Regions from separate parts of the Homo sapiens genome. Here region 2 is linked to region 1. Evidence: read pairs that join two places in POLR2A ChIA-PET (ENCODE). Cell type or tissue: PC-3. All regions are shown on one strand. Links, peaks and the distances in the headings refer to the core of each region. The heading gives the core; the rest is flanking DNA. Region 1 has its middle 44 kb from the start of SNORA31B. Region 2 overlaps GTF2F2 (general transcription factor IIF subunit 2).

Region 1 (4,398 bases), core at 122-4,121:
AATACCGTGTAGGTACAGAAGTGCAAATGAAGTGTTGCTCTCCATGAGAAGACTCTAGTTAATTCATTGTTGCCACTTGTGCTCTTCATGGATTTCCAGTGTTTCAGGTATTTGAATGCAGTAACGTATACTTAATTTTAAAACCTCATTGAATATAATTTAATCATTGATAATTCTTAAGACACAAAAGGATTTATACAGTGCCTCAGGCTGATCTATTATGAACACACAGTGGATGTCTGTAATACAACGATCTCAATAGAATGTTGAATTAAGAGCTTACTGGGCTGGTCCTCTTGACATTTAAGCTTTACTTCTGATTACCATTCCAGTGTATTTCCTTGAACAAAAGCCTGTCAACCACTTTGCCATTTATTTATTCAGTGAAAAATCATTGCTGCCAGGCACGGTGGCCAGCACTTTGGGAGGCCAAGGTGGGTGGATCGCCTGAGGTCGGGAGTTCGAGATCAGCCTGACCAACATGGAGAAACCCCATCTCTACTAAAAATACAAAATTAGCCAGGCGTGGTGGCACATGCCTGTAATCCCAGTTACTCAGGAGGCTGAGGCAGGAGAATTGCTTGAACCCAGGAGGCGGAGGTTGTGGTGAGCTGAGATCGCACCATTGCACTCCAGCCTGGGCAACGAGAACAAAACTCCGTCTCAAAAAAACATTGCTGCCCACTGTGTGCCAGGCACAGGGGTAGAGGTGATACGTATTTGTGATAATACGTACTACCAGTTCTCTGCCTGTCTTACTAAATAAAAAGGAAGAATAATAGCTCATGTTTCTTGGACCCTTACTGTGTGTCCAGCACCATGCTAAACATTTAACTCATATAACTCATTTAATCCTCCCAGCCACCCTGTAATCTGTGTTCTCTTATTATCTGTGTTCTATCAATGTGAGTCCAGAGGCACTGAAAGGTTAAAGAACCTGCCCTTGGTCATACAGTAGAATATACAGTAGAACCTGCCCCAGGTCTAGCCAAGGAAAGGAGGCAGATCAAATCCCAGAATGGCACTGTGGAACATAGGCTCCTGGCCACCATGTGTTAGATAATGGGTGCTCCACTGCTCAGTGCCCACAGCTATCATTCACCTCCCTAGGGTTCAGTGACTCCTCACTAAATGCTGGTGGCAAAGTCTCAAGAGTTACCTTTCCTGAACCAAAAATAATTGCTTCAGGATTCTGCCTCAGTTGCTTTGCCTGTAGAGATTGGGTTTCCAGTGTTTATTTCTTTTGTAGAGTTTCTTATTATGGAATGATGTTCTGTCTTTGCTGTAGATTCAGATGAGGAGATACTTCCCATTAATGACCACAGATGGCCAGTGTATTTGATTTATTTCCATCCAAGACTCAATGACTCTCCAATGCCAGGCTCATGAGAAAATTGCCGGCTTGGGTGGTCACAGCTGGGGGTCTTTGCCATGGCCCAGTGAGCACAAAGGAAGTCCGTCAGCTTGAGACCCCCAGGTAATGGGGATACAGAGACGAACAAATAAGACAGGTCCTTGCATTTAGGGAGCTGTGGTATTGAAGAAGACTGGGAAGCAAATAAATGGCAGCATAGTGTCTTAAGTGCAGCAGTAGAAATATATGGGAGAATGTTTTAAGAGCTACCTACATTCAAAGCTTGGGACTTTGAACAAGTTGCCTACCATCAGTGCCTGTTTACTTGTCTGTGAAACCGAAATGTTAAAGAGTATCTATCTCATAGAATTGTGATGAAAATTAAATGTCAATTTAATGCTCATATATGGAACACTGCATGGCACATAAAAAGTACTTTATCAGGGTTGGCTATTATATAAAATATGGGGTAGCACAGAGAATGAAACAACTAGTTAAATTTTTGGAGAATCAGGAAAGCTTCTTAGGAGTTGGTATATGAATTGTGTTTTAAAGAAGTCTAGGAGTTCATAAAAGTCAAAGAGCAGGAAATACAGAAAGAGCAAATACAAGAGAATTCTAATAGCCTTACTTCCCCAGGTGGTTTGAATGAGAACCTGCACACACTTTCAGTGTACCTGCAGATACAGCAGATTGTAAAGGATTGTGACTTGACAAGTTAAGTATTTTCTCAGTCTAATAGAGCAACTTGGAATCAGGTAATCTGACCCTGGGCCCAAGTGGAATGGATGAGGTGTTAGGCGGGGCTAACCTCCATCAGCTCTGCACACAGGTGCAAACTGATGCCAACAACTCAATGACTCCTTTATTTGCAGCAGGCTTTTTCCTGTTGACTCATCCCTGAACACATTTCTTTAATATAGTCTAATTAGAGTAGCATTCCAAAACAGCCTGAGAGAATTATGTGTTAGAAGTTTGAGGTCCCAATCACTTACTCTCCATCACTGCAAGCTCTAATAAAGATAAATAAGGAGGAGGAGCTAAATGAGGTCAAATGATTCACCTTCTTGGTGGAGGCTCAGTAACTCCTAGCTGGACTAAAGAACCTAGCTAAGAGCTGAGGCCAAAGTGGAGAATCTCCTTATCTTTTTTCAAGCAGAGATAACGGGTCACCAACGGAAGTTGGCCTGACTTACCACTTGCAGGTGAAAAATCTGGAGTAGTTGGTCTCCCAGAGGTGTCACAGCCTAGTGTGCACACCCTGTGGGAGTGGACATAGGGGTTCAAGAACACAGCAAATACAGAATGGGAAATGGATGAACCTAACCACATCAAAATTCCCTCATACATTGTTAAGGAATGTTTGTTAACTTAGTGGACATAGAAAAGATGGACTTTTGAAAAGGCACAAATGATTGAATGGTAGCAGGCTACCAAATGAACTCTTATCCAAGTGCCTTCAAGCCTGCCTACTCCCCCAGATTCCCCTCTGGACTACCAATTACCTCCACCCCTATCCCAAAGACACAGCTGAGACATTTGTGAGCACTCGCTCAGCCATATGTTCAGACATTTGTCAGATGTTGACCTCCAAGAGACACAACTGGCATGAAACTGCCAATTAGCACTTCAGAAATAATGTTCTCTCACCAGTGATGCTAAAAGGGAAACTTCATATAAAGGAGAATATATTTGTGAAACGCATATAAAGGATTGTATCCAGACTATATAAAGGTCTCTTAAAACTTTAATAAAATAATAAAACAATTCAGTTTTAAAACAGGCAATATCCAGGCGAGGTAGAAAAAAGAAAAAAAATTAATAAATGTGAGAACATACATTTCATCAAGAAGGTATAGATGAACAAGCACATGAAAAGCTGCTCAGCATAATTGGTCATTAGAGAAATGCAAATTACAAAAGAATGCTGCATACCTATCAGAATAGCTAAAACTTTTTTTTTTTTTTTTTTTGGTGGGGAAAGGGGGTGTTTTGTTTTGTTTTTGAGACGGAGTATATCTCTGTCACCCAGGCTGGAGTGCAGTGGCACAATCTCGGCTCACTGCAACCTCTGCCTCCCCAGTTCAAGCGATTCTCCTGCCCCAGCCTCCCAAGTAGCTGGGATCACAGGCGTTCTTCACCACACCCAGCTGACTTTTGTATTTTTAGTTGAGATGGGTTTTTTTTCCATCTTGGCCAGGCTGGTCTCGAACTCCTGGCCTCGGGTGATCCGCCCACCTCAGCTTCCCAAAGTGCTGGGATTATAGGCGTGAGCCACTGCCCCCGGCCAGAATAGCTAAAACTTTAGAAACCTGACAGTGTCAAGTGCTACCGAGCATGCAGAGCAACCAGAACGCACACATGGTTCATGGAATGCCAAAGGATACCGGTTCTTTGGAAAACAGTTTGGCAGTTTATTGTAAAGTTAAACACACTACCATACGCAACCCAGCAATCCCATTCCTAGAAGCTTACCCAGGAGAAATGAAGACATATATGCACACACAAAAGCCTGTATAGAAGGATTTATAGCAGTTTTATTTATTTATTTATTTATTTATTTATTTATTTTTGATACGGAGTTTCGCTCTTGTCACCCAGGCTGGAGTGCAGTGGCACAATCTCAGCTTACTGCAACCTCCACCTCCCGGGTTCGAGTGATTCTCCAGATTTGCCCCCAGAGTAGTTGGGATTACAGACATGCGCCACCACAACCAGCTAATTTTTTTTTTTTTTTTTTTTTTTTTTTTGAGACGGAGTCTCACTCTGCCACTCGGGCTGGAGTGCAGTGGCGCAATCTCAGCTCACGGCAGCCTCTGCCTCCCAGGTTCAAGCAATTCTCTGCCTCAGCCTCCCGAGTAGCTGGGATTACAGGTGCCCACCGCCACACCTGGCTAATGTTTTGTTTTGTTTTTCTGAGACGGAGTTTCGCTCTTGTTGCCCAAGCTGGAGTGCAATGGTGCGATCTTGGCTCAACACAACCTCTGTCTCCCGGGCTCAAGCAATTCTCCTGCCTCAGCCTCCTGAGTAGCCGGGATTACAGG
Region 2 (4,398 bases), core at 204-4,203, 110 kb before region 1:
TGACTTTCTTTAAATTTTTTTCTTTTTTTCTTTTTCTCCTCAAATTCCGTTTACCAAACATGTGACTTTAAATGAAAGTTATGTACCTACTCTCACCCAAGCACTACAGACCACTACCAGTTTTGATCCACTGTTTCAGTAATTTATAACAAATCACCACCAAACTGGGGCCTTAAAACAACAATGATGTCATATTTCCATGAATCTGTGAGTTGGCTGGATTAAGCTGGGGGCTCTACTGTTCACATGATGTTGACTGGAGTTACTCATGCATCTGCATTCAGCTGGGGGGTTGGCTAGGGTGCAGTGTCCAGGACTGCTTCACTTATTGCCTGAGAGTTGGTGCATGTGGGTTGGGGTACCTTTGCTCTGTCCTTTGTGGTTTCTCTTTAGTGCTCTCGTCATTTAGTAGGTCTAGCCCATGCTTCTTTACATGGTGGCTGTTTTCCAAGAAAGCAAAAGCAAAAGCTGCTAAGTCTCTTAAGGACTGGGCTTGGAACTGGTGCAGCATCACTTCAGCTGCATCTGTTGGTCACAGCAAGTCACAGGACCTGCTCAGATTCAAAGCAAGGGAAAATAAAATAGACCCCACCTCTTGATGAAACTAGCGGTGTGCAAGTACAGGGAAGAAAGGGATTGTTTTCAGTCATCTTCAGAGATAGTCTACCATTATCACATTAAACCATGCTCAAGGCTTGAGATTTCTTTGATGGGGTATCCAGGGATTGAAATTAGGTGATCATTACAGTGACCATGTAGCTTACCTGGTTACAAGGTGGAATCTTTTTGAGAGTAAAAAGGAGCACTATTTTTAAGCATGCCAATACTTGGGGTGTAACTAGACTGTCTGTGGCAAACTAGGACTCTGGGTCACCCTAGTTAGTTTATCAGGAGCTTTTAAAATTTCCTTCTTATCACTGCCCTGAAGGTATATAGTCCTTTGGGATTTTAATTTTTTGTGGAAATGAACTCCTGTTAGACTTTCTACCTTGTATAGGCACTGGACTTTGATTTATGTCCCTCATGCCTTGGGAGGCTGTCTAAACAAAGAGTCTCATTTTCCTTGTATTGGCTCATGACCACAGGGAATCTCATTTTCCCCATATTTGGGGCTTGTAATTTCTTATTATCTTGTGGTCTTTTTGATACTTTAAGATTTTATTAAGCTTTTTAATTGTTTTTCAGAGGGAGATTTTATCTAAATTAAGTTAGCCCACCATTATAGAGAATATAGACCAGCATAGTTAATTTACTCGAAATAACAGATGAAAAAGAACTGAAGGAATTTCTTAACATCAAATAAATGCCTCTTTTTCACAAGAAATACAAGTTCCCAAGAGTTTCTTTTAAGTTGGGAGGTGGGGGTGTAGATGTGGGTGAAGAATTAAAGAATTGGAGTCATTATATTATCTTTTTTAAAAACTCCATGTTTTTCACTTTTTGACAATCTATCAATTCTCTGTTACGAAAATTTTGAAAATTATAATCCTCAAAATAACGTCTCATTTTTACTTAGTTGTGTTATCACTTCATCAAGGCTGTAAAGACTAACATTCCACAACTAATTTCCCTGCTGTTTAACCTTAGTATAAATTATAAATAAGTTTGTACTTTCTTCTTGGCTTTTGATCATGTCATCTTATTCTTGAATTATTTATTTTTATTCTGTATTGTCTAGATTTCACAGTTACATCTCTTTTCTTAAAAAACACTCATAGGTGAGCTTTAAAAATATACGTAGTTTCTTTTCAGGTCCATTATAGAATTTTAGTCTATACTATAGACTCATGCGTATTTTGTGTCTGTTTTAGTTAGACAGTTATAATTTTGTCATTTTTTTCCGTATGTGTGTGTATGTATGTGTAATATATCTTCCTCAAAGCAAAGTTTTGGCTGGTCAGCAAATGTTTAAATGAGTATTTTTGTGGTAATTATAAACTCTGATCTAATTTGGTCCATACTGCTTGTGTAAGGAAAAGATTGCTCATTTTGTTTTTTCAAGTTTTGTGTGTTTGTAGCCAAATGAATTGTACTTTTATTTCTACATGTTTATTATACTTCATGTCAGTCATCTAAGTTACCTTACTTTGTTGCTTTAATAAATTTTTATCCAATAAAAATTTATTTAATTAATTTTTTATTGTGTCCTAATGTTTTCTTTAGAAGGGTGTAGTGACTTGAAGAAAGCATGGATTTTTCTTTAAAAGAAGTATATTTTTGTATTGGTAAATTGCTGGTCTCTGATGTGGTCTTTGTCATATGTAGTCATCAAAAAACGAAAGTGATCTGGGCGTGGTGGGTCACGCCTATAATCCCAGCACTTTGGGAGACCAAAGCAGGAGGATCACTTGAGCCCAGGAGTTCGAGACCAGCCTGCCAGCACAGTGAAACCCCGTCTCTACCAAAAAATACAGCAATTAGCCAGGCATAGTGGTACGTGCCGGTAGTGTAGTTCCAGCTATTCAGGAGGCTGAGGCAGGAAAATTGCCTGAACCCAGGAGGTGGAGGTTGCAGTGAGCCAAGATCACACCACTACACTCCAGCCTGGGCAACAGAGTGAGACCCTGTCTCAAAAGACAAAAAAACAAACAAACAAAAAAAAAAAAAACCAGAAAAACCAAAGGTGATATCCAGATATCATGGCATCAATTCCCTTCATATACCTCCCTCTCTTCTTCTTCTTGCTGGCTACCTTAAAAAAGGAAAGGGTCATACTTTTCAACTAGTGGCACCTTGAAATATATTTTATTTTTCACAGTAGATTTAAGGAGTCATTGCTTTTGCTGTAAAATAATGAGTCAGAGTAAAAGAGCTTAGTCAATAGAGATCCTTTAAGGAATCCTTAAATGAATAACCAAGAACATTTTAAGCATGTCAATTACTTGTATATGAACATTTCTCTCTGATGTTCTTAAAGACAATTATTAGGTTTTAAACAACAGCAACTTTACATTTTATGTTATAAAGCTGTATAATACAAAAACAATTAGTATGTATTTAGAAGTAAATATAAAATAAATCTATTAACCTGTGGATGAGTCAGTATTGCTTTTAAGTGATCTTCATATTTCGGCTATATAAGCCAAAAAAACTTACTTAGTATTATTGTCTTTGGGTCACTTTTGAAAGCTAGAGGGAAAGTTTAGGTTGAGAAAATGTCTCATCCAAAAGCATTGTCTTTTGGGTTGCTTTTCATCTGTTTTTTAATTTTTAAAAAACTTTGTGAGCTTGAGCACATTGTGTTAGCTTAAGTGTACAAAAAGCTAGCGGTAGCTTTTCTTGATGCTTCTATTGATATGGTATTGGGGAGAATGCCTAATTGTTTGAATAGTCTACCACAAGCTTATTAATTTAGAAAACTAGAGAGAATAATGCTAGCTCCTTAGGTAACAAATGGCCGCCCTGCTGGCTGAAGCTTTAGACTCCTCCCTCTCTCTGGAGGTAGCTCCTTATGTAGCCCCTTCTTCTTCATACCCTGCCATTTCTAAGAATTTGACCATGTCTCTCTTCCAGCTTCCACCAGTTTAGTTTTTTAGACTACATTTCACTTTCCTAGTGTTGTTTATTTGTTTGTTGAGACAGTCTCGCTCTGTTGCCCAGGCTGGAGTACAGTGGTGCAATCTCGGCTTACTGCAGCCTCTGCCTCCCGGGCTCAAGCAATTCTCCTGCCCCAGCCTCCTGAGTAGCTGGGATTACAGACGCCCACTGCTACGCCCGGCTAACTTTTGTTACCTCAGGTGATCCACCTGCCTCGGCCTCCCAAAGTGCTGGGATTACAGGTATGAATCACTGCACCCGGCCACTTTCCCAATGTTCTTACTTCACTCCTTCCCAGATGACTCTAAAATAGCGTTCAAGATGCTTTGTGATCTTAAGTGTTTTTTAAAATTGCTTGGTACTGTGGGGAAACAGAATTATGCCTTTCTCTCTCTATGTTTATACTCTTCCTCCATCTCCAGAGCAGGGCAGTACAAGAGTTTACTATATCTCAAAAATCTGTGAAGTTGTTGCTTTGCTTACTTGATGTAAAAATAGTCTCCCTCCTCCGATTTGCTTAAAGGTAGTCTACTTTTTTCTTAGATGGTCCCATGGAAGAATTTTTAGTTCATTTTTAGAAATCATTTTGCTGATTGTTCACTATTGGTAGCTATTCTTCAGGTTTAATTTGTTAATAATTCTGTACATGAATGAGGAAAATAGGCCTAGCTCACAGAGGCTTCTTTCCTGGTTATCCCTCACGTGCCAGTCCCCCTTTTTCTTTCTGTGGTTGAGGCCCCACAAGTCTCAGAAATGGATTCTCTGTACTAGTTTTTTCTTGTAGCACACTCGTCAGGCAGGCTGGGTTCCCTTTTGGTTAACTGTGGCTTCTTCCATTATTTTAACTAGGTCTTGGCCTAG

What was found. ChIA-PET counts read pairs that join two places held together with the same protein. Peaks named below come from ENCODE experiments on the same cell type or tissue, not always from the same donor. Only the 100,000 strongest peaks of a DNase experiment are listed, where the experiment ranks them.
Region 2: POLR2A ChIA-PET joins it to region 1 with 5 read pairs; 3 of 35 experiments call an interaction of 5 or more read pairs at or near these places.

The regions. Positions count from the first base shown.
Region 1 is chr13:45,290,176-45,294,573 of GRCh38, forward strand. No RefSeq gene overlaps it. Among named protein-coding and RNA genes, the nearest start is that of SNORA31B, 44 kb to the right of the region's middle. In PC-3, for the core only: no CTCF peak of the experiment used is centred there; a DNase peak (open chromatin) is centred at 2,156.
Region 2 is chr13:45,178,596-45,182,993 of GRCh38, forward strand. The region is part of intron 4 of GTF2F2 (general transcription factor IIF subunit 2); the gene reads left to right. Among named protein-coding and RNA genes, the nearest start is that of KCTD4, 20 kb to the right of the region's middle. In PC-3, for the core only: no CTCF peak of the experiment used is centred there; no DNase peak of the experiment used is centred there; H3K27ac peaks cover 607 bases.